4 separate regions of the Homo sapiens genome follow, and regions 2, 3 and 4 are each linked to region 1. Evidence: chromatin contacts called from ENCODE Hi-C or POLR2A ChIA-PET data. All regions are on one chromosome and are shown on one strand. Each heading gives the region's core, a stretch centred on a gene start or an enhancer-like site at or near the end of the contact. The rest is flanking DNA. Distances are from core to core; before and after follow the strand shown. Region 1 holds the start of PAPOLA (poly(A) polymerase alpha). Region 2 holds the start of WDR25 (WD repeat domain 25). Region 3 holds the start of EVL (Enah/Vasp-like). Region 4 holds the start of BTBD7 (BTB domain containing 7).

Region 1 (7,776 bases), core at 3,922-6,421:
CTGTAATCCCAGCACTTTGGGAGGCCGAGGCAGGCGGATCACGAGGTCAGGAGATCGAGACCACGGTGAAACCCCGTCTCTACTAAAAATACAAAAAATTAGCCGGGCGCAGTGGCGGGCGCCTGTAGTCCCAGCTACTCGGGAGGCTGAGGCAGGAGAATGGCGTGAACCCGGAAGACGGAGCTTGCAGTGAGCGGAGATCGCGCCACAGCACTCCCGCCTGGGCGACAGAACGAGACTCCGTCTCAAAAAAAAAAAAAAAAAAAAAAAAACTATTTTCCAAAACAAAAAATTTAGTAAGAATGGCATGCTTTTGCATTTCTGTAAATCTCTTTAATTCTGGCTAAACCAAAGATGGCTGGATTCTCATAGCTGCTTCTGCATTCAATCTGTTGCAATAAATTGTTCTAGTTGAAGCATATGAAGAAAACCTGGCATCAAACCAACATTATAACTGTTTCTTTTTGTTTTGTGGAGATGGCTATGTCACCCAGGCTGGTCTTGAACTTGTAAGCTCAAATAATCCTCCCACCTCGGCCTCCCATAGTGCTGGGAGCAACATTATAACTGGAAAAGAGGAGTATTTAGTATTTTCAATTAATATGAGTAGTCTTCTTTGATACTACACCAGAACTCCACAAGTGGCAGTTTTGCAAAGATTAGTTACAATATGAAAGTTAAAACCCTATTAATAAGCCCTTGGTACTCTGTTGCATTAAAATCTGGTTTACCTTGCACTCTGAATGTACCCTTGAATGCACATATGATTTTATTACATCACAAATGGTCATTTGGAAAATATGGGTTCACTGAATTATACAGGTCTACCAAATATTAAAAAACATTCTTTTTTTAAGCACACATTATACAGCATTAAAACTATATGCATTAATATTACCACCAATGTCAGCAGAAACATCTTTTAAGTATTGGGAAAAACCGTCAAGCTCATGATGGAAAAGCAAGCTTTCTAAAATTCTATATTTTGCTTGAAAGCTCCAATTTTTCACTGGCCAGGAATAGTCAGTTGTTTACCTTGGAGTGACAGACTTGCTTTATTCTCATTTAAGTCTCCTAAATACTCAAATATGAATATCCACAGTTCATCACTTGTTCTTTCAGATAAAAATGGAGCTCCATGAGAACACCAGTTTAGCTCACAAATCAACATACAAGTGCTCCTCAAAACCACCATTCTACTCCCCAGTATACAGCTTCACAAGTACTTTCCGTGGTCACAGTACATTAAATAAACAAAGTGTCAAGATTTAATAAAATTAACCTCCTTTTACTGTTTCATCAAAAGCTTTTTAAACTATGAGTGTGCAGTCTTCAAGAAATAAAATGACAGCCGGGCGCCGTGGCTCATGCCTGTAATCCCAGCACTTTGGGAGGCCGAGGTGGGGGGGGATCACGAGGTCAGGAAATCGAGACCATCCTGGCCAACATGGTGAAACCTCGTCTCTACTAAAAATACAAAAATTAGCTGAGCGTGGTGGCGTACACCTGTAGTCCCAGATACTTGGAAGGCTGAGGCAGGAGAATCGCTTGAACCCGGGAGGTGGAGGTTGCAGTGAGCCGAGATCGCTCCACTGCATTCCAGCCCGGCGACAGAGCAAGACTCCGTCAAGAACGGAAGGAAGCAAGGAAGGAAGGAATCAAGCAAGGAAGGAAGGAAGGAAATGACTATATACAATACCGGTTCTCTGCCTTGATTGTTCCTATGATGGATACAGCATTTTCCACCACTGCTTTTGCACCGTTAAGTACAAATGTTGAAAGACAAAACATCTCAATAACATGAAAATAGTTTGAACATTATGTACCCTCTGAAAGATCTCAGTGGTCCCCCTCCCCAAGCATCCACAGATCCCGCTCTGGGAAGCACAGACCATCCACCAGCAGGTACCAGTTCTGCTTGTTATGGCGATGTAAAACTACTACAATTCCCTCTTTTTTGTGCAGCCCCCGAAAACATTTTTGCTATTGTCTCGCCTAAACCTTGCAGTAACTCTTTTTGGTAACTTTGACAACATTCTATGCATGTGGCATAAATGCTACTGATACTGGTTACTCTCCTTCACACCTTTTTATCATATGTGTGATACTCAGAACTGAGCTGATGCCAAAAATATCTGACCAACACAGAGTAGGGCAGAAATACATCTAGTTTCCATAAGGGCATCACACTTTTCGTTAATGCCGTGGTTCTCAACCAGATTTTGCACCCCAGGGCACATCTGGTAATATCTGGAGACATTTTTGATTGTCATTACTGGGGAAATGGAGGGGTGGAGCTCCCGGAATCCAGTAGGTGGAAGCTAAGGCTGCTGTTAAACTACAATACACAGGACAGGCACCTGCAAGGAATGAATCTGGCATAAATGTCAATAATGACTAGGTGAGAAACTGTTTAATGGATCCAAAGACTATCAAAACTTTCAGAAGCTTCACCACCATGACTCTTAAATCAGACTATAATCTTTCCAAAAGTATGTTTGTAGCTACATATGAAATTTAGACAAAATATGGACACTTGATCAAAATGTTCTGTAATATCCTAAATTTCGATAATTTTGATTTAAATTCATTCCGACAACTCACCTAGGGTCCATGCCCCAATGCCACTCACCCATCCAAATTTAACATTAGGACAGGTATACCAAAAATGAAAGCCAAACACAATATAGCCGGGAAATCACAATCCAACACATCAAAAAAACAACATTTATGACAGTGTGACAGCAGTACATGAAAAACAAAGCAACTTAATGAGGAAGAAGCCCTATTTTTCTTTAACTAGGCATTCTTTGGTCTCTCTATTGTTTACTACAGTAATTATCGTATACTTACTTTTTGAGTCTCGCTCTGTCACCCAGGCTGGAACGCAGTGGCATGATCAAGGCTCACTGCAGCCTCAGCCTCCTGGGCTCAAGCAGTCCTCCCACCTCAACCTCCCAAGTAGCTGGGATTACAGGCATGAGCCACCACGCCCAGCTAACTTGTGTTTTTTGTTGAGATGAAGTTTCGCCATGTTGCCCAGGCTGATCTCAAACTCCTGGCCTCAAGCGATTTACCTGCCTGGGCCTCCCAAAGTGCTGGGATTACAGGCGTGAACCACCGCGCCTGGCCCCGTCTTCCATTTTACACACTTGAACTAACTCGCGAAGAATTTGAAATACCTAAGGTCTTTCACAGAAATGTATACCTTCCCTCTTCAAAGAATGTTGGGGGAAAGTAGGTATAAAAGTACTTTTAATTCCTAGAAATAAGACACAAATTACTTAATGTTATTTCTTCATTGAAGCCTTTTAAGGTTTACATCTATCATTTTTAATGCTGGTATGATTATCAGAAAAAGAAGTCCCTTTTCAAAGACAGCAAAATGTTAACTTAATAACGCAGTCATCACGACATCACTGCAAACATTTATCTCCTATTGAACTGAGAAACACCACAACAATCTTGCTTAGACTCAGTTCTCCTAGGGTCTCTTATTCTATGAAAGGGAAAAATCAATAAACAGAAACCATGCAGATTCCAAGATTTTAGACCTGTATAGTTAGTTAAGTCTAACAAACGTTTTCATCACAGAAGTAATGTGATAGACTTCTTAATAACCTAAGGGGGTGGGTGGGAGCCATGGAAAATCCTTTTAAAATACATAAATTGCGATAGAAGTCATTAAGGTCTGTGCCAAAGTTAGAGTCTCACCTGTAAAGAAACACATTCACACACATATATAATTGTAAAACTACAATCGGTGATTATGTGCTAAAGAAATTATCCTTACTTACAAAAAAAAAATAGACCTGAGTTACTACATTCGATGTCTAGAAACCACAAAAATCTTTATCCTGAATTTAACCAAAACTTTGAGTGTCAATTACATGTTGCGTTTTGAGGCTACTAAGATGAAGAAAACTCGGTCCCTGGTCTCAAAGAGGCACTCTTACGCTTCAATATTCAAAAATGGAAGAAATGCAGTCTCACTATTTAGGCCTCTACAATGCTGTATATTTGCAGGAAAAAAAAAATCCGTAATCTACTGGCAATGAGCTGCCAAATTATATCTCATTATCAGAAAGGGGGAGGGGAGAAAAAAACTTTTTAAAAACCCACCAAGAAAAGAAAAAGGCGCAGTGGCATTAGAAAGCATAAAGAGACTAGCTTCAAGCCTTACAACCAGGAAAAAAAAAGTATCACCAGAGATAGAGAAAGAAGGAAACAGAATGAAACCTGGTTACCCCATCAAAACAAAACAGGGAAAGCAATACATAAGTCGTTTTGGAGGAGGGCACCCTGTGAAGTGCCCCCTTCTCCGACCGCCTGTGAATGCTAGGGAGGCGGAGGTGGAGGCAGGCGGACTCAACGCTCAAAGCTGGGCTTTTAACTCGTGCTCCTACATTCAGACAAGGTCAGTGGAAAGGGGCTAACTCCGGCGCACAAGACAGGCATCTGGAAATGGGAGGAAGAGAGTGAGCAAACTGAGACAGACCAGGAACAGAAAAGCAACATCGAATGGGCCCGAGGGGCGCCGAGAGCGAGCCCGAACCCCAAGTGCTGATCCCGCGTGCAGCAGGGTCGTGGTTCCCCACCACCAGGCAATGTTTTGTTTTCGGGTTGTTTTGATTTTCTTTGTGGACGGGGCGGAGAAGCTGGAGTGGCCGGGCGAGTTAGAGGTTCCGCCAGCAATTCCGGAAGGGGAAGGCCCCCGGCCCGACGGCAGCTGACCCAGCCAGGAAGGGTCGGGGGACGCGGGAACCCAGCACACGGGGGGAAGTGCGGCGGCGAGCGAGCGAGGAAACAGGAAGGTCCCCAGTCCTGCCTGCCTCCTACCAGCGGGGAGGGTCGGGCTCGCGTGCCACCCTCTCCGCCTACCTCTTCCCCTTCCCGGACGCCCCCCAAGGCCCAGCCGGCGAGCGAAAGAAAACAGAATACAAATTACTTACAACGGCATCGTCTCCGGCGCCGGCACCGCCCAGTCACTTCCCCCCCGCAACCGCCGCCGCTGCCGCCCTGGGCATGATCCACTGAGGCGGGAGGGAGGGGGGGGCCTGCCTCAGCCCTGGGTCCAACCCCTCTCCCGCACCGCTCCCGCCGCTTTAAGCGCTTCTCCTCCTTCCCCTTCGTCCTAACATGGCGCCCGAGCGCTACCACAGCAACGTTCTAGAACTGCTGACGCCACCACGCACGCCGTGCGTGCGCCTGCGCACCAGCGCCGTCCGCCGCGAAGCCTCACGGGAAGCGGAGTTCCTAAGGCCGCCTGCGGCCCGGCAATTACCCCCTGGGTCCTCTCACACTTAGCAGTGGGTGTCAGATGGTGGAAGGGAACGCTCAGGGAGGCCCCGGGCGGTGAGTTGTCCCTCGGGCGGGGACGCCCTCGTGGGCAGTGCGGCGTGGACGGCGCAAGGAAGAACCCGGAGAGATCCCAAGCCACGAGGCACCGCTTCCGGCGCATTGTGAGGTCCCACCTTTCCCGCCGCCTGAGGTCGCGGCGGCTGCTCTTTCCCGGAGCAGCGTCCCTGGAGGCGCTGCCAGGGGGTGAGGCACCCACGCGTGCACCGTATGTACCCCCCAGCGCGGCGCTTAGAACGACTCGCATGAGTCGCTGCCTTGGGTTGGAACCGGTTACTCCGCCGCTTCGTACTGGACTGCAAAGTAACAAGTACTTCGCCGGGCAGCGGTGCCGACCCCGTGTGCTACGGCGAGAGGTGCTTAGCCTAGAGCCGACGAAAACATGTCCCCAGGACTCCCTTTCCCTCCCAGACTGCGTCCCACCAGATGGAGCTTTCCGTCTGTTTTAACCACCAGTGTATTCCTGATGCCTGACCCAGGCGCTGAAATATTTGTTGAACGAATAAATGTGTAGGTTAGGACTGACGACAGTCCGCGAATTCTGGAACACGGGCTGATTTTACTTTTGAACAAATGATGCACTGGAACTTCCTGACAGAGCTGACCTTTTATAGGAACATCAATGGCAGTCACCGCTGGCATTTTAGCAAAGGTTGTCTTGGTCATAATTTCCCCTTGACTGTGTTTCCAGCCCTTAATCTATATCGGGTGGGACCTGGAAGTCTACCTTCTCGCCACCCCTCGGCAAAAGTTTGAGAAAGTGTTTGAGGCAGAGCCTCCTCTCTCATATGCCCTCCATCTGCGAATTAGAACGAATTATAAGTTCTACGGTGTCACATAGGGGGTTAGCGGAGAGGAAGAGGGAAAGAATCAAATACAGGACGCTGCCTTAACCAAAGTTCTAAACTCTAAATGTAATAATGTGCATTTGTGAGTCCTCAGGAAGTTTCACAAAGGCTTTCCCTTTTTTCACAGAATGTCTAGTAGGACTGGTGACTCCGAATGGGAAAAACACAGGACCTAGACCTGCCCTGTCCATTAGTGTAGCCCCTTGGCCACTTAGGGCCACTGAGCACTTGAAATGAGGCTAGTTCGTTTAGGAGGCACTGGAAGTGCAAAATACGCACGGGTGTCAGTTCGACGAATGTGAAATACCTCACTGATCACTTTTTATATTGATTGCACGTTGAAATATTTTGGATATATTGCAGTAAAGAAAATGTAAGCCGGGCACGGTGTCTCACACCTGTGATCCAGCACTTTAGGAGGCTGAGGTGGGAGGATCGCTTGGGCAGGAGTTAGAGACCAGCCTGGGCAATATAGGGAAACCCCCGTCTATACAAAAAGTTAAAAAAAAAAAAAAAAAAAGAAAAAAGAAAAAAAAATTAGCTGGGCATGGTAGTTCCTGCCTGTGGTCCCAGTTACTCCGGAGACTGAGGTAGGAGGATCCCTGGAGTGGGAGGTGGAGGCTGCCGTGAGTCGTCATCTCACTACTGCACTCCAGCCTGCGTTGACAGAACGAGATCCTGTCTCAAAAAAAAAAAAAAGAAAATATACTATTAAAATTAATTTTACCTGTTTTTTTAAATGTGACCACTAGAAAATTTTAAGTTATATATGTGGCCTTCATTTCCATTAAATAGTGCTGATCTGCAAACAGACTTATATTTGATTGTCATTTCTTCCATTTAGTCTCTTTTCCTCTTGTCATCAAGGTGGCTTTGGCTGGAGACCCAGTAGCATAGTTGTCCCTAAAAGACTGAAAATCTGAGATCCAGATAATTCAATAATGTATTAAGGCTATGGACTTCAAAGCAGCTTGTAAAGATATGCCCTGGGGCCTGGCACAGTGGCTCACTCACACCTGTAATCCCAGCACTTTGGGAGGCAGAGGATTCCTTGAGCTCGGGAGTTCTAGGCCACCCTGGGCAACGTGGCAAGTCGTTGTCTCTACTAAAAAAAAAAATCAAAAAAATTAGCTGGCCTTGGTGGCACACACCTGTAGTCCCAGCTACTTGGGAGGCTGAGGTTGGGAGGATCACCTGAGGCAAGGAAGTTGAGACTGCAGTGAGCCCTGATCATGCCATTGCACTCTAGCTTGGCAACAGAGCAAGACATTGTTCAAAAAAAAAAAAAAAAAATGCACTAACGATGTACTTTATGAATAAAAGAATGGGGACTTTTTCAGCTTATGTTGTCCTCTGCCAGGCATCTCAGAAGGCAGTGAAGAGAGGGACGCTAAACATCCATGCTTTTGGTCTATAATTGCTTCAAACTATTTTTGTTTCAGCCTTCCATAGAATGAGGCAGCTAGATAGCACAGCTGATGAATATTTAGTACCTAGAATGTGCTAGATATCACGCTACTTGCCTAAGGCATTTAAAAGGAACAATATTGAGGATTGAGGATGGAGTCAA
Region 2 (4,499 bases), core at 1,099-3,598, 3.9 Mb before region 1:
GCGCCCGCCACTACGCCCGGCTAATTTTTTGTATTTTTAGTAGAGACGGGGTTTCACCGTTTTAGCCGGGATGGTCTCGATCTCCTGACCTCGTGATCCGCCCGCCTCGGCCTCCCAAAGTGCTGGGATTACAGGCGTGAGCCACCGCGCCCGGCCTGCCTGGAACATTCTTCCCCCAGGTATCCCATCTCTGTAGCAGCCAGCTGGACAGACAGGCCCACAGCACAAGGCTAAGGTCCTGAGGTGTCCGTCTACCCAAGTGTGCAGGGAGCAATTCTGAGGGCATGATCCAAATCCACCCATTTCACTCCCAACACACAGATTCACACTGCAATGAATTTCTACTTGTTAAAAAAAATCTTTCTGGGCAGGGCATAGTGGCTCATGCCTGTAATCCCAGCACTTTGGGAGGCCGAGGTGGGCGGATCACCTGAGGTCGAGTTCGAGACCAGCCTGGCCAACATGGTGAAACCCTGTCTCTACTAAAATACAAAAATTAGCCGGGCGTGGTGGCACACGCCTGTAATCCCAGCTACTCGGGAGGCTGAGGCAGGAGAATCATTTAAACCCAGGAGGCAGAGGTTGCAGTGAGCCAAGATCGCGCCATTGCACCCCAGCCTGGGCGACAAGAGTGAAACTTCGTCTCAAAAAAAAAAAAAATCTTTCTGAAATTCTGAACCATCATACACAATACATGGTTATCAATTAGTTCCCAGAAAGAAGTGCTTTGGTAATTTTTTACTTCTGTGCTGTTAGCACCAAGCACAATCCAGAGAAAAAGAAGGGTGCTAGGCACTCCTAGGACAGCAGAGGGCGCGGTGGAACAGCACAGAACGCTCAGGCAATAGACCGACTTCCAAGAAAACCCAGTGCACCCAACCTTAATCAAACACGCCAAGCTCCGCCTCCATCCCCCAACAGGTGGAGTCAGGTCAGCATCAACAGATTCCCTCCAAGTCCTTTTCTAAGTCATTCCAGACAGCCTATTACCCATCTCTTCTTCTAGACAATGGGTTTCTATGTCCCCTGGAATCAACCACCCAACCTCTTCCACACCTTTCCCCCAAGTGGCATCATTCGCCTGAGGGTTCCACTGGTCTACAAGTCAGGTCATCATTCCATAAATGTCTGTAGTCAGCCTCCTCTAGTAATGCCGCCCCCGTTCGCAGCCCATTCCAGGCAGGTAACAACTTCCACACGCAAAGCCAGAGTTTAAATAAAACGACCGGGCGCGGTGGCTCACGCCTGTAATCCTAGCACTGTAGGAGGCCGAGAAGGGCGGATTACCTGAGGTCGGGGGTTCAAGACCAGCCTGGCCAACATGGTGAAACCCCGTCTCTACTAAAAATACAAAAAAAAAAAAAATTTAGCCGTGTGCAGTGGTGCGCGCCTGTAATCCCAGCTACTCTGGAGGCTGAGGCCGCAGAATTGCTTGAACCCGGGAGGCGGAGGTTGCGGTGAGTGGAGATCACGCCACTGCACTCCAGCCTGGGCTACAGAGCGAGACTTGGTCTCAAAAAACAACAACAACAACAACAACTTCTAAAGCCAGCCAGCCAGCTCATCTCCAATGGAACTAATATAATATGAAAGACTAATTATAAACTAATGGAACCGTGCACTGCAAATAATTTGGCATTTCTGTTCTCTAAATGCTAAGCCTGGTCCCGAGGCCACTCTCAACTCCTCTGCCCAGGCACCACCCACCATGCACCCAGATTCCCACCACCAGGGTGCCCGTGCTCCCTCTGGAAGGAGATGAGGGATTAAACGAAGAGGAACAGACAGTAAGATGGAAGGGAAGGCAGGGACACTGGAGAAGAGTCTAAGGAAGGAGCGAGTGACTCTGACAGTCACTATCAGCAAGTCAGCCCCATGAGGACAGGACTTTCTGTGTTTTGTTCACTATTCAATGCCCAGCGTCTAAAAATATTTCTGGAATGCAAACGGGTGGGAGGGGGAGATGCTAGGAAGTAAAAGAAATAGGATATTCCCATTCAACAAACATTTCCTGATTACGTACTCTTTGTCAAGCCCTATGCTGGGTCTGGTGTGGGTGGAAATCAAACACAAAACACAGATCCCCCCGGAGGCCCCAGAGCGATGAAAGCAACAAACAAGATACGACCAGAGATGGGTTTTGAAGGATGAATAGGAGTTAGCTGAGCTGTCAATAGTAAGAAGTAAGGTTGGTCCAAGGCACAGCGCTTTCTGAAGGAACAGGAAGTGAAAGGAAGGCGAGCGGCTATGAGAGACCGCGTTAAGCGGCACGGGGCGCTTTAGGCGCTGCCCAGTCCCGGCCCCTCCAGCCCGGGGCCCGCCGCTCACCACACGCACCGGAAGCGCTCGGTTCTCCCGGAGGCAGACCGGCCAGCACACTACCATCCAGTCACGTTCCGACGCGACGCCGCGGCCGCCAGCCAATCAGTGGCGGCCTCTGCCCCGCCCCCGCGCGAACAGCCAATGACGGCGCCGTCGGGCCGGAAGTTGTTCCGTCCGGACGGCGTTTCCACGGACGCCCAGGAGACAGCCGGTTGCTGAGCCGGGAGCGCTGACTGGCCCGGCTGGGCAGGGTAAGCGAGGGGAGTAAGGCCGGGGCGGAGTGAGGAAACAAGGGAGGGAGTGATGGAGGGACGCTGGCGCGGCGCCCAGTGGCCTGGCCCTCCCGGGAGTATCCTTAGAGCCCGGCTTGCTGCCCGCCGCGTTCTGGCACTGTGAGGCGCGGAGCCTGCCACCGACCCCTCGCCCCTTTCCTCTGAGCGCCGCCGACCCACCCCGTCTCCCTTTCCCACTGGCACCCTTCATCGTCTCCGCCTGTTCGCTTTTCCCGAGGAGAGAGGCCCCCATTTTTATTTAGCGCCTGCCATGTGCCAGAGGCTTTGCGTAGTGTTGCACTTAGTCCCCTCAACGGTAATGTTAGCAGGCTTCTCCATGCCCATTCCACAGATGAGGAAACCGAAGGGGAAGCAGAAAAGTAATGCGACCCTTGCCCAAGGTTTCGAATAAGTCCAAGCTGGGATTGAAACCCAGGCGTCTGTGACCCCAGAACTCCTGATCTTTCCACTGCACTGTGCCGCCTCGGTGAACAGATGCGGGGAATTTACAGTTTCTCTTTCCACCGCCCACGACTACACAAAATCAGTCACACTGACGCTGAGGGTGGGGAACGGGAAGAGGGTGGGGAGGTTATTTGGAGGCCAGCGGGGGGTGAGGGGTGGCTGATGCAATGACCAGCTAATGGCTCGATTCTCAAGAGGGTTTCATTGGTCTCAACCTGGCCCCCCAGGCAACCCACCCCTGATTGGACAGTCTCATCAAGAAGGTTGGTCAAGAGCTCAAGTGTTTCTGAGAATCTGGGTGATTTATAAGAAACCCTTAGCTGAATGCAGGGTGGGGAGAACGAAAGACAAAAGCATCTTTTTTCAGAAGGGAAACTGAAAGAAAGAGGGGAAGAGTATTAAAGACCATTTCTGGCTGGGCAGGGCACTCTCAGCAGCTCAACTGCCCAGCGTGACCAGTGGCCACCTCTGCAGTGTCTTCCACAACCTGGGTATGTATTGCCATCTTTGCCAGGCTTAGAGCTTGTTCGTGTTTTTAGCAAAGTGCTGAAAACCTTGGTTTAGGGGGTCAGGACTTGTGTCTTAGGATTAGGGTGTTATGCATTTTACTTCTTCCATTGACCCAAAGTTCAGGTGATTCACTGCTCCCATAGGGAACAGAGATCCTGGCTGAGCAGTCGCGGGCTTGGATCCGTAGCTTGCCTCTCAGCACCGTCATGCTGTCTGTCATAATTTTCACTGATGCACCCTCCTTCTGTGCTCAACATCAGAACGTATTGTCATTCTTATTGTGACACCCAAAAGTGTCTCGTGCCTGGCTTCATAGAAATTAATGTCTTTGCCTTTTAAGATAATGTTCATGCTGTTATTTGGCGGGGAAAGCAATCTTTCTTTTAGTGTTTAAAAAAAATGGAACATGATGGGTCCCAAAAGGTGTCAAGAAATCCTTGCTCTAAAGAAGTCATTTTCTTGTCCTCTGGGAACTTGCCAGTCCAAAGGTATTGTCACCTACACTCTGGGGCCAAGATAGAAAGGATGGTATTCTACCTCCTGGTGGTATTCCAGGGATCCAGAAACACTCCTGGGCCACATTCTCTTCTCACCTGCTCCAGAATTGGCTGTCTTGATGCCACCCTTCCCCAGATTGCAGAATCAGCGTGCCCTGATCTCTGTGAGATGATTTTGATGCAACCCAAGTCTTTATCATGTTGTTCTGTTAAACAATTCTATAGTCCTTTCCACTCCTCATCCCAATACAATACCCAGTTTCTTTAAGTGCCTATTATGCTCCTCCACCACAGTGGAAACTTTCAGAATGAGCACAAGATTCAAGTTCTTGAAAAGGGGGAACTGGGGGTTAATTTTCAAGAGGCTTTTTAGCTTTCTCCTTGAAGGTCTGCTGTGATCTGCTGTGGAGTAGGCAGTTTTGCTCTTTACACG
Region 3 (7,776 bases), core at 2,095-4,594, 3.6 Mb before region 1:
ACCCCAGCTGCCCCAGCGTGGTGAAAGGAATCACCACCCACCTAAGCCATGTCTGACTCATGTTTCCCCCACGCCCATGTGTGATCCACCAGATAGTCCTGGAGGCTACAGCACCACGGCACTTCCTGAATCTGGTGACTTCTCACCGCCTACCCTGACTGCTCCACTGCTGGCCCAAACCACCCTCACCTCTTACCTGGATGACTGCGGTAGCCTCCCAAGAGGTCATCCTGCCTCCATTCTTGCCACACTGCCAGCCATTATCCACACAGGGCCCAGAGTGATTTTCTTAAGCTTCTATGAGATGTCTTTCCCTTTGCTTCAAACCCTCCCTCCAAAGGCTTCCCCTAACTAAATTCTGACATACGCGCTAAATTCAGCACAGCTCGCAGGCTTTGCCGTTGGGCCTGATAAAGCCTTCTGTGCCCTTATTTGCCTTCACTCTTCCTTCTTCATGTTGCTCCAGCCTCTGTATTTTTCTTGACCCTTGAACCCACCAAACCATTCCTATCTCAGGGCCTCGTCCCCAGCTGAGGATACTTGCTGCCCTTTCCACCCCAAAACCTTCAGATTTTAGCATGGCTGCCTCATGTCCCCACATGTCCCCTAAGGCGTGGCCCAGTCACTCTCTACCACACTGCTCTATTGTTTTCACGTCTCTTGTTGATGGTTTCTTGACTATATTCTGCCTCCCGACTCTGCCCTCAGTTTGAGGACAAGACTGCCTGTCTTGTTTACCACTGTGTCCCTAGCACCCAGAGCAGCCGCTGGGTGACTGGTTGCCTGTGATGCCTGCCAGTGCCTTCTAAAAAATCATCCCTATTCTTCAAAGTTCACCTGAGATCCCACTTTCTCTTTGAGGTCTTCCCTGACAGTCCCCAACTTCTCAACTCTTACTGCCCCTCCTGTCTATGCTTATTACTCTCTGTGCTGCAGGGTCCTCACAGCCAGTCGCCTCCTCATTTCTGTGAGTGCTGTCTTCCTCACTCCCTACCAGTCCCTGAGGACAGAGGCAGCTCTAATTCAGGCGTAAGAGCAAAAGGGCAAAGCATCTGTGGTCAGGAGGCACAGGTTCAAGTCCTGGGTCTATCACTCACTGGCTATGTCTCTTGTCAAGTTACTCTCTCCTGTGAAACAGAAACAATAAAAACAATGCTAGCTGGGTGTGGTGGCCCACACCTGTAGTCCCGCTGAGGCAGGAGGCTTGCTCGAGCCCGGGAGTTTGAGGCCAGCCTGGGCAATAAAGCAAGACCTCATCTCTAAAAAATACAAAAACAAAAACGCCCCACAACACTACCTTCAGGATTATTGCGATAACTAAATAACGTCAGTGAAAGCATTCTGTACGTTGTCATGCACTCAAGAGAATTCCCAGCTCCTAATCCAGTCAGGGCTTGGAAACTGTTTCTTGATTGGTGGGTAGCCAGAGCTAGAGCTGGTAAGATATATTTTCACATTTAAAAGGTCCTTTGTATCCCCACCACAGGCGCCACGGTATCCCCATGTGTCAGTCAGCATGAGGAAAAACGAAAAGTTCACAGCTCCTATGGCTGCTGACCTTGCAGCTCCACGAACGCTGCTTCCACCAGGACTGTCACTATGGTGCCAGGCCAGGGACCTGTGGCAGAGTGCAAGCAGCCTTGTACGGGGGAGGGACGCACCAGAAAACCTGGGCTTTTGCTTTGGTTCAGCCACTACTCCGCTCCCCGTACACAAATTCTGCTCCACACTGGGCCTCAATTTCCTGATCTGCGCACTCAAGAGCTGGGCTAGATTAGTGTAATCTTCAGACTTGAAAGTCATCACCACCACCAACAATGACTGTTTTTTCTCAATGAATTATCAAGGAATACATAGAAAACATAAAAGCAGAGTTATTTTGGCTGAAGTGGAGAATAAGGTGCCCAAAACATCTTATCTACTGTAGATCACCTCCAAGGTCTTTTCAAGATGGAAATTTCTAGGATTTCTACGATTTTAAAATTGAAAAAGAAATTGCTGTGCCTCATTTACTTTTGATATAATTTTCTGCAATTAGTAATTGACACGGTAGAATAAGCTGCTAGAAGTTTTCACAATGTAATTTACAACTGAAAATGACTTTGGAAGTTGATATGCCTTTGAAATGAAAAGCATTCTGTTTTCTAAAGCTCCACTCACGAGTCCTCTAAAGTTAAAGGAAAGTTACTAAAATGACAGGATCAGAAATAAAGCCAACTGGAAAATAAGCAGCCCTGGACAAGTTCTACCTATCACCACGTCAATTTTAACAACTCACTGCAAGCTGCTTCTGTGCCTGTGTAGCGTGCTGCGAAAACCACCGGATGAGGCCAACCTCGTTAAACCCTGGTTCCATTCCTTCCCCAACCTGCCATGTGACCTTGGACAAACCCCACAACTTTTCAGAGGTTTTCTCAGCTACGAAACAGGAGTGATGACAGCGTTCTCATCAATCTAACACGGCTAAAAGATTCAAATAAGAAAACTGGCGAAATGGCACTTTGGAAATTGTGAAATAATTTTCAAAGTGAGGGATTGTTACTTTATGCTAAAAAACAAAGCTGTCATGAGTCAATCAAACAAATGCCCCAAACCCCACAGGATAAAAGTCTGTCTGTCCTATCATCTATAATCTTTCAGAGTTGTAGGGCAGGGGAGAGGCAGGTCCAAAATGTAATCTCACCTTTAGAGAGAACAATCTCAATGAGGAGTGCGGTTTGTAGACTGGCTGGTATTCACACATGTGCTCAACAGCAATAGCCTAAGTCCACAAGTCTCTCAAGTGGAGGGTCAGGACTCTTGCTATTAAGTTCATGAAGTTCCTATCATAAAAAGAACCCTCTCTGCCTATATTTAGAAAAAACAACCAGTCTCGGGTCATTCTAGAGAGAAGGGCCAGGACTCACCAAATGTACCTCTGAGCTAAACAACAATTCCCCTAGATGGCTCAGACCCTCCTCCCTATAATGAGAGGCAGGTGCTAATTTCTAAGTAAGTCCTTGACTCAGAAGCCATTAAAGGTCACAGGCATCAAGAGACACAGGCCTGTGTAATGGAAAGACCAGCGGCTAGAGAGGGAGCAGACTGTCACTAACCTGCTGTGTAACCTCATGTAAGCCCCCTGCCCTCTGGTCATGGACTTCTCGATCAGTATACTAAGGGGACCTGAGATAATTTCTACAGCCCATTCACCGTTAAGATTCTAGGTTTCCTCTTGACATCCCTCTGTCCCCTGCACTGGTTCCAATACTCACCTTGTGGCCATGGCTGAAAAGTGGCAGCACAGGGAACCCTGAGGAGGCGAGTCCTGTACTCCCACCAGCCTATGTTGATCAGAGGACCACAGACCCTCTGAAGACAGCAACTTGATTTTTATAGCCTACTTAAAACCAAACAGGAAAAGGAAGCTGAACCAGAGACAAAGGGGAAACAAACCCAAGTGAAAAACTGAAACCTAGGTAGAAAATAGAGAAACAAGAAGCTAACACTGCAGAGCCCCACCAGCGTGGGCGGCTGAGAGGCACTGCACAGGCCCAACCCCCCACAGCTGGCAACCTCAAGCCTCTAAGTGCTTCCTGCAAGGGTGCAAGGGTGGGTGAAGCCTGCTGGAGGTAGGGGCCAGGTCATGGTGCTGGCCCCCCACTAACTAGCTCTATAGTCTAAGTCAATGCCACTTAAGATGTCTGAGCTTCAGTTTTCCATCTGTTATAGAAAGTGCAGGCTCAGCACAGATGACTTCCTATAGGCCTTAAGAAAAGGCTACAAGAACTCGGAAGAGTCCCCACTGACTCTCCAGAGAATAGAAGACTAGATGATAAAGGCTATAAGCTGATCAAGTCTTTTTTTCTTTTTTGAGACAGAGTTTCACACTCCTGTCACCCAGGCTGGAGTGCAATGGCACGATCTTGGCTCACCGCCACCACAGCTTCCTGGGTTCAAGCGATTCTCCTGCCTCAGCCTCCTGAGTAGCTGGGATTATAGGCATGTGCCACCATGCCCAGCTAATTTTGTATTTTTAGTAGAGACGGGGTTTCTCCATGTTGGTCAGGCTGGTCACGAACTCCCGACCTCAGGTGATCCGCCTGCCTTGGCCTCCCAAAGTGCTGAGATTACAGGCGTGAGCCACCGCGCCAGGCCACTGATCAAGTCTTCATATTTGACTCTGGAACAAAATTTGTACTTCTACCGAGGAGACAACTCTCTCTAATGATGACATTTAAGTCAGCAATTTAGAGCCTGAAAGGAAAACACTTGAGGAATACTGGAAACTTGGCTTTGTCACTTGTTTATTAAGTGGGTGGCCTCAACTGTAAAATGGGGTTATACTTATTTTGCCTATCTCCACAGGGTTCTCATGAAGGTAAGATCCAGTCCAATCTTTCTTTCAAAATCTACTGAGAACTCACTAAGAAGCATGCACTGTGTTAGAAATCACAGACAAAAAATTGAGAACGACTGTACTTGTCCTTAAAGGACTTTTATGGTTTAGAAAAGAAGAGGTTGATAATGTTAGCAAATATTTAATAGATCCATTAAAATATTATTGATATAGTGAAAAACAGCTGTACAGAGTACAGTACAAAAGAAGTATCAGTTCTAATTGGAGAGATGAATGCACTTTGAATGCTAAAAATGCATTTTAAAAGGCTTTTAATGATATACATTTCCCTTTAAGCACTGTTTTAGTTGCAAACCACAGTTTGGATGTATTGCAGTTTTCTTTTTTCTTTTGGTTCAAAATATTTTTAATTTTCTCTAGTGATTTCTTCTTTTATCCATGGATTATTGATAAGTGCTTCGTTAAATTTTGAAATATTTGGTGTTTTCCTATATCTGTTGCTACCTATTTCCAATTTAATTCTACTGGGGCCAGAGAACATATTTGGTGTGACTTCTTCCTTTGTTTTTCCTGGTATGATCTCAATCCTTTCACATTTATCAAAATGTGCGTTATGGCCCAGCATGCAGTCTACCTTGGCGGATGTAGCATATGCACAAGGAAAGAATGTGTATTCTGAAACTGGTCGGGTGCAGTGTTCTAGAATGTCAATTAGGTCATGGTGGTTAATAGTATTGTTCAGAACGTCTACGTCCTTGTTACTTTTTGTTGCTGTTGTTTGTTTTTGTCTAATTATTCTATCAACTGCTGAGGGAAAGGTCCTGAAATCTTCAACTGTGACTGTGGATTTCCCTCTTTAATTCTGTCACTATTTCTTGAAGCTCTTGTTAGGTACATTTTTCCATGCAGCATTGGTTTTCTGCGGCTGCTGTAACAAATTACCACAAACTGAGTGGCTTATAACAACACACACTTATTATCTTAGAGTTTTGTAAGATGATAGGAGGTCAGAAGCCCAACATCATCAGAAGTTCCACATAGGTCTCTCTTGCTCACCTCTCTCAGCTTCTGGACACTGACTGCATTGCTTTCTCATAGCCCCTCTGTCCACTTTCAAAGCACGCAGCAGTGCTCCGACCCTTCTTCCACAGTGACATCTCTTTCTGACCGCGGTGTGGACAGGTTCTCTACTTTTAAGGACTCGTGTGATTAGACTGGACCCAATGGATAATCCAAGATAACCGCTCCATCTCAAGGTCCACAACTTTAATCACGTCTGCAGAGTCCTTTTTGCCATGTAAGGTAACATTTTATTTATTTACTTTTTTAGAGGCAGGGTCTCTTGCTGTCACCCAGGCTGAAATGCAGTGGTGTGATCATAGTTCACTGCAGCCTCAAACTCCTGGCTCAAGTGATCCTCCTTACCTCAGCTTCCTGAGTAGTTAGGACTATAGGCACACACCATCATGCCTGGCTAATTTGAAAACAGTTTTTTAAATAGAGATGGGGTCTTGCTATGTTTCCGAGGCTGATCTCAAACTCCTGGCCTCAAGTGATCCTCCTGCCTTGGCCCCCAAAGTGCTAGGATTACAGGCATGAGTCACCATGCCCATCCCATGTAAAGTCACACAGTCACAGGTTCTAGGGATTACGGCGGGGTGATGGCATTACTCTGCCTACTACCCATCCTTTCACTTTCAGTCGATTTGTATCTTTGTATTTAAAGTATGTCCTATAGGTAGTGTATGACTGAGTCTTGCATTTTCACCCAGTCTGACAATTTCTATCTTTTAATTGGGGTATTTAGTCTATTTACATTTAGTTTATTGATGTAGATGGATACAGGTCTACTACTTTGCTATTTGTTTTCTGTTTGTCTCATCTGTTTCTGGTTCCTCTGTTCTTCGTTTCCTGTATTCTTGTGGGTAAACTAAATACTTTTCAGAATTCCATTTGAATTTCTCTATTGACTTTTTAGCTATACCTCTTTTTTTTTTAGAGGTCTTTCTAGGGATTACAATATACATTCTTAACTTTGTAGGGTACACTTAGAGTTAATATTGTACCACTTCAGTAAAATGTTAAGAACTTCATAATTGCATAATTTCATTCTCCATTCCCATCCTTTATGGTGTAGCTGTCATATGTTACTCAAAATACAATGTTACATATTTTTGTTTTGGACAGTCATATATATATATATACATATATATATATATACACACAGCTGACTCTTGAACAGCACAGGTTTGACCTTCACAGGTCCATTATACTACTATTTCTTTTTTTGAGATGTGGTCTCACTCTGTTGCGTAGGCCGGCGTACAGTGGTATGATTACAGCTCACTGCAGCCTCAACTTCCTGGGCTCAAGCAATCCTCCCATCTCAGCCTCCCAAAGTGCTAGGACTACAGGCATGAGCTACCACCATGCCTGACCCAGGTCCACTTGCACATGGAATTTCTTTTACCTCTGCCACCCCGAGACAGCAAGACCAACCCCTCCTTTTCCTCTTGCTCCTCAGCCTATTCAATGTGAAGATGACAAGGATGAAGAACTTTAAGATAATCCATTTCCAATTAATGACTAGTGAAACTAATGAAAACATATTTTCACCTATGATTTTAATAAAATTTTTTCTCTAGCTTAATTATAAGAATACAGTGTATAATACACATAATATACAAAGTATGTATTAACCAACTGCTTATGTTATTGGTAGGGCTTCCTGTCAACAACAGGCTCTTAATAGCTAAAATTTTGGGGGATGCAAAAGTTTAGGTGGATTTTCAACTGTTCGAGGGGCCAGTACCCTAACCCCGGGATTGTTCAAGTCATGTGCGTGTGTGCGTGTATTGAAGAAATAAAAGTCTTTAGGTTTACTCATATATTTCTCTTTTCTGGTAATCTTTATCCATCCCCGAGCACTTGAATTTCCTGGTATCTTTTTTTTTTTTTTTTTTTTTGCAGCCTGAGGAACTTCCTTTAGCATTTCTTTTTTTTTTTTTTTTTTTTTTTTTTTTGAGACAGGGTCTTGCTCTGTCACCCAAGCTGGGTGATCTCAGCTCACTGCAACCTCTGCCTCCCAGGCTCAAATGATCCTCCTGCCTCAGCCTTCTGAGTAGCTGGGACTAAGGACATGTGCCACCATGTCTGGTGTATTTTTGTATTTTTTGTATTTTGTAATTTTTGTATTTTTTGTAGAGAAGGGTTTCAACATGTTGCCCTGGCTGGTCTCAAACTCCTGGTCTCAAGGGATCCGTCCACCTCAGCCTCCGAAAGGGCTGGGATTACAGGCGTGAGCCACCATGCCTGGCCTCCTTTAGGATTTTCTGTACAACAGGTAAGTTGGCAATACATTCTCTTAGTTTTCTTTTATCTGAAAAACATCTTTGTCTTCAAGCTTCAAAGCACTTTTTGTGAATAGAGAATACTGA
Region 4 (7,776 bases), core at 1,553-4,052, 3.2 Mb after region 1:
TCTAAAAATGAAAAGACCAGGGATGGGTTGGTTTCAGGCCCAGGTAGGCCCAGGTATTCAAATGATGTCATGGTTTTCCTTTCTCTCACTTTGTTTCTTTGTTTATGGTCTTCCTCCTTTCCTACCGCACATGGCTTTCTCCTCATTGGCAAACAAAGCCAATTTACATGTCCTTTCGAGTCATAATCCCGGAGAAATAGAGTAAGAAGAAACATCTCCTCTGAGAGTGTGGCAAAAATTTCCAGAAAAGGTTCTGGTTGACCTATTTGTGTCATATGGCCATCCAGATCTATCTGATTCTAGAATGCATGCTGTTAACCACTACTTAGTACCATCTTAACACTAGCCTTAAAAAAATGTTTTTCACTCTGTCTTCTTATTTAGATTCTAAGCTCCTTAAGTACAAAGATCCATTTATTTTTTACCCCCAGCATGTAGTACCGTGCTTGGCACATGGTACTGGATACTTTAAATGTGTATCGGACTGAACTAAAATAAACATCTAAATTCTGATGAGTGTGTAAACTGAGCTAATTCAGGATCTCAAAAGTACAGTTAAATGGTATAATAAGGAAACAGTGAATGAATTAAAGGGTAGAAAAAAATCATGGATCACTTACAAATGGTTTCTAGATCCAAACAGTCTACTAGAAGTCTCCAGCTGTGCAGATAGACAAAAGGACAAGGTGCAACCAGCAGACCTTACTTGGCTTTTCAAAAAGTTTTAGATTTCCACATCAAAGGCTGTTAGAAAAAGTGTTATCCTGAAATTACTTAGAATTCTATTGTTGTTGATACCATTTTAATTTTGTTTTTTAAATTGTGGCTAGGAAATAGAAGCAAAGTCAAGTAATAAAGGTTAGTAATAAGTGTAAACAGTGGGGACTGATCTTATTTAACATTTCCATAAATTATAAAGAAGCAGTGTTTACACACCGCTTTTTAGTTTGCTAATCATAGCTCTTTCAGTTAATGCAATACAGTCATCCCCCATATACTATATACGTGGGATTGGTTCCAGGACCCACCACATATACCCCAATCCAAGCATACTCAAGTCTGCCTGTCCGTCCTGTGGAATGTGAGTATAAGAAAAGTCGGCCCTCTCAATACGGTGTTTAGAATCCCATGTACCAGGTTGCATTGATCGATCCGCACAGTTCAAACCCGTGTTGTTCAAGTGTTAACTGTATTTAGCAAATTAAGACAAAGGTAAAATGATGGAAAATAACAGTAAATGGCTTGAATTTAGATAAGGTTCACTTACGCCTTTGGGGAAGTATAAAAGTGTGGAACAAGAGGTGGACACTCAGAGGTAATCATTGGCTCCAATTAGATGGACCTATTTCTTTTATATTTTCTCACTTTTCCATGCATTTCTTGTCTATCGCCCTGAGGCTGTATGTTCAACTGAAGTGACCCTTACCAGCTAGAGGGGAATTTCAGGCAAGGGACTGCTACAATCTCTGCTACAATCTCCAAACCTTCAAGGATTGGGTAAGAGGGTGAAAAGGGTGAGATGGGTAAAGAAAATGAAGTAATACAAATTGGAAAGAGCTATCCTTTTCAAGGAAGTAAGGTGATGAAGAATGAGGGTGAGGAAAATACAAATCTGAAGGAAGTCCAGAGGAAAACAACAATGATATTGTCTCCAACTGAATATGAAAAGCATAAAATAATGGAGGGTCAAGAGATGGTTAAAAACACATCACAAAATTCCAAATTGCTCTTATCCTTTGAAGCTTAGAGGTGGTTTCAGAACAACAACAACAAAAAACTGTGTGACACAAAACTTGTTAAACAATGGGTAGAGATTGAAAATGCAAATACAATACTTTCAAATAAATTCCCAGAGTTGCTAATGTCTATCAGAGGAAAAGGAGGTGTAACGGTGCCTCCTCACTGGGTTCAGAATGCCTGGGTTCTGATCTTGGCTTGCCTACTTGTTAGTATTTCTGAGCCTGTCTCCTTGGTTGTAAAACAGCAATAAAAACACCTATCCTGACTACCACAAAGGGTGGCTTTGGCGTTCAAATGAAACCATGGATCTCTCTGGAAAACGACAGTGCCCCATAAATACAGTATTTTTGTTATTGCATCGCTGAAATTATTGCAAACCCCCAAACAAGGGGCATCTAGGGAAGAGCGACTTGGCTCTCCCACGTGGCGACTGTGTGTTTTCATCAATTTTGTCCTTTGTTTACAGGGGTATCTTGTTAAGGAAAACTTTTCAGTGTCTTAAAGATTATTTTTTAACCTACTACACAAGTAGCAAGGTGGTGCCTGTAAAAGTACCATGCAGACAAGTGCTTACGATAGACAAGTGCTCACTGCCAAGAAGCAGCCACCGGAATGCCAGGACTGTCAGCAATGACTTTCCGCGGAAGAGTTGTTCTCGAGAAAGATGCACTCATTGCATGCGACCACCCGAGGGACGCCGGCCGCCGAACGGAAACATGAATTCGTGGAAATGGCCATCTGGTGACGTAGTAGTGACACAGTTCTTATATTCTGATACATTTAATAATGTGTCACAATTCGCTGGACTAAGCAGGATGCTGCCACAAGAGGCAAACTCCCAGCGACCCGACGCCCGGCTCCCAGCCGACGAGCAAAAATAATGCGCGCGCACTCCGCTCCCATGGATCCAGCGAACGCACCGCCCCCCCACGCGGCCCGACTCGCGCGGCGACGTCGGGCCACGTGACCCTGAGCGGGACGACGGCAGGGGAGGGCGGGGGCTCCGGCCGGCTCCGCAGCGCCGCGCAGGCGCCCCAGGGCCACGCCGAACCGAGCCCCTCCTGCTCCGTCTAGGAGTCAAAATGGCGGCGAGGGGAACCTGGAGCAGTCCCGGAGCCTGAGCCACTGACAGGAGAGGAGAGGGCGGCGGCGGCGGCGGTGGGAGGAGGATGGCCGGGGGTGCTGGCGCCGGTGCGGACGGCGGTGCTGGTGGCGGCGGCGGCGGAGGCGACGGCAGCGGTCCCAGCGGCAGCAGCAGCGGCGGGAGGAGCCTCCGGGGTGAGTGTCCCTTGGTGTCTCTGAGGCTGTGGAGCCGAGGCTGTGTCCGGTGTGGCGCGGGGCGTCCGGGAGAGGAAGGGGCTGTTCTTAGGCGTGGGGGCGCCGGGGCTGGGGCCAAGCCGCCGCGGGAGGCGCTGGGGCGCCGGGCGGGGAGGGGCCAGTCGTCCGTCTGGGGCTGAGGCGCGGCGGCGCCGGACTGGCCGGTCTCTGTGCGCTCCGAGGGGCGGGCTGGAGCGCGCCGCCGTCCCTGGGGCAGGGGCGCGAGGTGTGGCGCTCGGGGCGGGGAGAGCGGCCCGAGGGAGTCGCGACGGCAGCCCGGCCGGCTTTGGGCTCCGGGCGCCGAGGGGCGGGACCCGTCGCTCCCAGGACGCTGAGAAACCGCTCCCGAGACGGGGGCGCGTGTTTACCCGGGTGCGGGGTTGCGACCGCCAGGGGTGGGCGTGAGAGTGGCCGGCGGGGTCTGGGAAGGGAGCAGGCCTGAGGACTGCTACTCCCAGGGGAAGTTAGATTGTCCGGGTAAGTTACTATTGCGGGATAAACCTGGAATTGAGCTTTGACAGGTTGGGAGGGAGACAATACCGAGTGTTTGATAAAGAAGAGGAGGCTGTGCTTGTTGGACTACTTGAATGGCAAAAAGTGTGCATATTTCAGTACCTTATTTGCACAGTGTTTGCTAGCTTTACCCCGAGGGTGAGAACTTTCTCACCGTTTTTCAAGAAACTCTGAGGAGTGTTGTTTCTCCTGTGAACTACAATTGCACGTCTTCACATACCAGCACAGATAATAAGTACTCTGGAGTAGGCCTAATTTACAGAAGCAGTCTTGGTTATCTACACCAGAGCACTGTTAACTCTGCGAAAACATCTTACTGTAATGAGAAAGTAGACATTTTTACAGAATTACTTAGCTTTTTCAACTAACAACCTTTTTGGGGGGGGGGAGACGGAGTCTCGCTCTGTCACCCAGGCTGGAGAACAGTGGTGCGATCTCGACTCACTGCAACCTCCGCCTCTCAGGTTCAAGCGATTCTCCTGTCTCAGCCTCCCAAGTAGCTGGGATTACAGGCGCCCGCTGCCACGCCCGGCTAGTTTTTGTATTTTTAATAGAGACGTGGTTTCACCATGTTGGCCAGACTGGTCTCGAGCTCCTGACCTCTGGTGATCCGCCCGCCTCGTCCTTCCGAACTACTGGGATTGCAGGCGTGAGCCACCGCGCCCGGTCTGGTCAACTAACAATCTTTTGTCCCTAATAGCATCTGTTTCCTTTAGATTGCTGAAATGAATTGCTTTCTTCCTGAAATGTGGAAGAAAGACTTGAAATTGCTTTGCAAGAATCATACGTTGTTAATAGCAACTGTTATTAGACTTGTCATGGAATTTTGGAGTCAGAAAAACTTTTAGAGATCTAAAGGTGTGAATATTGTTTTAGAGCCGGGAAACCAGACCCAGAGAGGCGAGTGACTTGTTGTGGATCCTACAGCTGGCGATGGATTAGACCAAAACTAAGATGTAGGCCTCTACACCCCATTACCCCATTTAGAGAGCTCATTGTTACTACACTGCTGAGCTGCTTACTTTTCATTGATTGCATTCTTCACCATTCACTACCTACCCCTATCCATAGGGTTTTGGTGTAATAAAGTTGAAAGCGAAAATGAGAGCCTCTGTCTCATTCTGACAGCTACTTCAAGTAACTGATGAAGATTTTTTTTTTTTCCTAACCTGAACTTAATAAAAACGGAGTGATATTTCGTTTGGAGTTTTCTTAGGCTCATGACTACATTTTCACCCAGTTTTAGCATGGCTCATTCTTGCATGAATTCAGTAAAACTCATAGGTCAATATTCTGTCCCACAAAACCTGACTACTGTATTGTTTTGTGTCCCAACACCAGCATTTAAACAAGGTTTTTCTATCAGACTCTGATTTTAGGATTTAAAGCACCTGTGTTGATTTCTAGGTTACACTACCTAGTTTCCAGGTATCATCTTGAGTCACAGCATTTTTATAGTGTGTCTCAGGTAAACCTTCGGAAGTGCAGTAATGCCAAAGTTATTCTGATTTCAGATTCTAGTCACGGAAGCTCACACATCCAAAATTACATAGGTGACTGTTGAAGGTCTGCTTTTTGTTTTGCATTAGATGAATGATGTGGAAGAAAGGAAAGAAACATAATATTAGGTTGGTGCAAAAGTAACTGCAGTTTTTGCCATTAACATATAGACTTTTCCCTCAAGTTCTTATTGGAAAGATCAGGTGTACCAACATGAGTCTCGAAGACAATCTAGTGAGTTCTACTAATGCAAAGAATGCTGTTGGTATACAGGGTAGAGAGAGATGAGTGAGACCCCAAGAGTCCAAAGAACTTGGGAAACTTCGGATTTGAGCTGGCCTATGAAAGTTTAGATTTACCGAGAGATTGTAGCAGTTACTTTGTGAGGAAAAAGCAAGAGTGTAAAGTGAAGATTAGCTTAGGGGGAGGGAAATAGAAGGAGACTAGGATGAGCTGACAACTGAATTTCCTGAGGAGAATGTTTTCGTTAGGAAACTTTAGTCAGTTGGAAAGCTATTTGTCTGTAGAAGAGTTTGAGTGCTGAATTGAGGAGATTTCTACTTTTATCCTGTTGTGCAAGGTATAGAGAGCCTTTGAAAGTTTGGAGGCCAGGGATTAATGTGGTAAACCAGGAAGGTAAACCTGTTAATGATCTACAGGTTAAGTTAGAGTGAGGAGAGAATGTAATGAACCAAGGAAGACAGTAGCTGCTGTAGTAACCCAAATAGGAGATCTTAGACCCGGATAAAGTCAGTAGGAAGGATTTGGATAGCAGATATCTGTGGGCTTAATTGTGGTAAAATCCACATACAATTTACCATCTTAACCATTTTTAAGTGTATAGTTCTGTGGCATAAGTACATTTACATTGTTGTGTAGCCATGCCATCACCACCATCCATCTGTAGAATTCTTTCATTTGGAGTTTTCTTAGGCTCATGACTACATATTTCTAAACCGAAACTGTCCATTTTCCCTTACCCCCAGCCCCTGGCACCCACAGTTCTACTGTCTCTTTTATTTTGACTACTGTAAGTACCACGTATAAGTGAAATTATACAGTATTTGTCCTTCTATATCTGGCTTATTTCACTTAGTATAATGTCATCAAGGTCCATCCATATTGTAGCATGTGTCACAATTTGCTTTCTTTTTAAGGCTGAATAATATTCCATTGTATGTTATTTTTATATTTTGTTAAGTTCCCCTCAATGGGCACTTAAGTTGCATCCACATTTTGACTGTTGTGAATAAAGCTGCTGTGAACATGGATGTTAAAATATCTGAGTCTCTGCTTTCATTTATTTTATGAATTTTATATCCAGAAAATTTTACAACCCCACCAGCAGTGCACAAGGGTTCCAGTTTCTCTACATCTTCACCAATACTTGTTATTTGCTGTTTGGGTTTTTTTTTCCTAATATTCATCCTGATGAGTATGAAGTGATATTTCATTGTGTTTTTGGTTTGCATTTTTTAAAAATGATTGGTGATGTTAAGCATCTTTTCATGTGCTTATTGATCTTTTGTATTTTTTTAGAAAAATATTCACATTATTTCCCTGTTTTCTAATTAGGATTTTTTTTTGTTGTTGAGTGTGGAAGTTACTTATGTATGCTGAATATCAATCCCTTATCAGACATGATTTGCAAATGTTTTCTCCCATTCTGTAGGCTGCCTTTTCACCCTGTTGATAGCGTCCTTTGATGTACACACAGTTTTTAATTTTGATGAAATCCAGCTTACCTAGATTTTCTTTTGTTGCTTATGCTTTTGGTGTCATAGCCAAGAAATCATTATTAAATCCAGTGTCAGGAAGCTTTTCCCCTATGTTTTCTTTCTTTTTTAAAGATAGATAGGTTCTGGGTCTGTCACCAAGGCTGGAGTACACTAGTGTGATTATGGCTCACAGTAGCCTTGAACTCTGGTCTCAAACAGCCCTCACATCTCAGCCTCCCGAACAGCTGGGACTACAGGTGCGTACATCCACGCCTGGCTAAGTTTTTAAAATTTTCTGAGGAGATGGGGTCTCACTATGTTGCCCAGGCTGGTCTCGAACTTTTGGACTCAAGTGGTCCTCCCGCCTCAACCCAAGGTACTGGGATTACAGGTGTGAGCCACTGTGCCCAGCCTTTTTTTTTTTTTTTTTTTTTTTTTAAAGAATTTTATAGTTCTGGCTCTTAATTTAGGTCTTTATGTGTGGATATCTATTACCATATACGTGGTTTTTGCATTACCATTTGTTGAGAAAACTGTCCATTTCCCATTAAATGGTCTTGGCACCTTTGTTGAAAATTATTCGACCACAAGTTTGAGGGTTTATTTCTGGGCTGTGTATTCTATTCCATTGGTCCATAAGTTTGTTTTTATGCCAATACCACTCTATTTTAATTACTGTAGTTTTATAGTAACTTTTGAAATCAAGAAGTGTGAGACTCCACTTTGTTCTTTTCAAGATTGTTTTGGTAGTTTGGGATTCCTTGAGATGCCATATGAATTTTAGGATGGGTTTTTCTATTTCTGCAAAAAATAGGCTATTAGTATTTTGTTAGGAATTGTATTGAATCTCTAGGTTGCTTTGGGTAATGTTGACATCTAAATACTGTCTTCCAGTCCATGAACATGGAATATCTTTCCATTTATTTGTGTCTTTATTTCAGCAGTGTTTTTTAGTTTTCAGTGTAAAAGTCTTTTGTCTCCTTGTCTA

Evidence for each region. A loop is a pair of places that touch in the nucleus more often than their neighbours do. ChIA-PET counts read pairs that join two places held with the same protein, here RNA polymerase II (POLR2A). Pooled maps may share reads with other maps.
Region 2: a loop to region 1 is called in a map of CD8-positive, alpha-beta T cell, with 10 times the contacts of the local background. The contact joins the promoter of WDR25 here to the promoter of PAPOLA in region 1. A Hi-C loop is called at or near these places in 1 of 168 maps with a recorded cell type or tissue (CD8-positive, alpha-beta T cell), 1 of 37 single-sample maps with no recorded cell type and 9 of 50 pooled maps.
Region 3: a map of naive thymus-derived CD4-positive, alpha-beta T cell shows a loop between it and region 1 (10-fold over the local background). The contact joins the promoter of EVL here to the promoter of PAPOLA in region 1. A Hi-C loop is called at or near these places in 1 of 168 maps with a recorded cell type or tissue (naive thymus-derived CD4-positive, alpha-beta T cell), 5 of 37 single-sample maps with no recorded cell type and 8 of 50 pooled maps. POLR2A ChIA-PET finds 5 or more read pairs at or near these places in 1 of 52 experiments (endothelial cell of umbilical vein).
Region 4: a map of natural killer cell shows a loop between it and region 1 (21-fold over the local background). The contact joins the promoter of BTBD7 here to the promoter of PAPOLA in region 1. A Hi-C loop is called at or near these places in 3 of 168 maps with a recorded cell type or tissue (B cell, CD8-positive, alpha-beta T cell and natural killer cell) and 9 of 50 pooled maps.

The regions. Positions count from the first base shown.
Region 1 is chr14:96,499,777-96,507,552 of GRCh38, reverse strand. It overlaps PAPOLA (poly(A) polymerase alpha), which reads right to left and starts at 5,171. Exons shown (of 22, transcript NM_032632.5): 1 at 4,953-5,171. The coding sequence starts at 4,960. It overlaps PAPOLA-DT (PAPOLA divergent transcript), which reads left to right and starts at 5,227. Exons shown (of 1, transcript NR_122121.1): 1 at 5,227-5,905. RefSeq lists enhancers at 2,522-3,021, 4,679-5,274, 5,098-5,357, 5,275-5,869, 5,870-6,466 and 1 more and silencers at 4,858-4,977, 5,416-5,759.
Region 2 is chr14:100,374,334-100,378,832 of GRCh38, reverse strand. It overlaps WDR25 (WD repeat domain 25), which reads right to left and starts at 2,348. Exons shown (of 7, transcript NM_001161476.3): 1 at 2,338-2,348. It overlaps WARS1 (tryptophanyl-tRNA synthetase 1), which reads left to right and starts at 3,486. Exons shown (of 11, transcript NM_004184.4): 1 at 3,486-3,550. RefSeq lists silencers at 2,215-2,264, 2,455-2,514 and enhancers at 3,025-3,384, 3,395-3,534.
Region 3 is chr14:100,060,990-100,068,765 of GRCh38, reverse strand. EVL (Enah/Vasp-like) reads right to left here and starts at 3,344. Exons shown (of 14, transcript NM_016337.3): 1 at 3,255-3,344. The coding sequence starts at 3,265. It overlaps LOC124903379 (a long non-coding RNA gene), which reads left to right and starts at 4,722. Exons shown (of 2, transcript XR_007064329.1): 1 at 4,722-5,636. RefSeq lists enhancers at 2,471-2,540, 2,601-2,680, 3,061-3,200, 3,251-3,330, 3,381-3,470 and 4 more.
Region 4 is chr14:93,328,062-93,335,837 of GRCh38, reverse strand. It overlaps BTBD7 (BTB domain containing 7), which reads left to right and starts at 2,802. Exons shown (of 11, transcript NM_001002860.4): 1 at 2,802-3,018. It also overlaps a transcript of UNC79 not described here.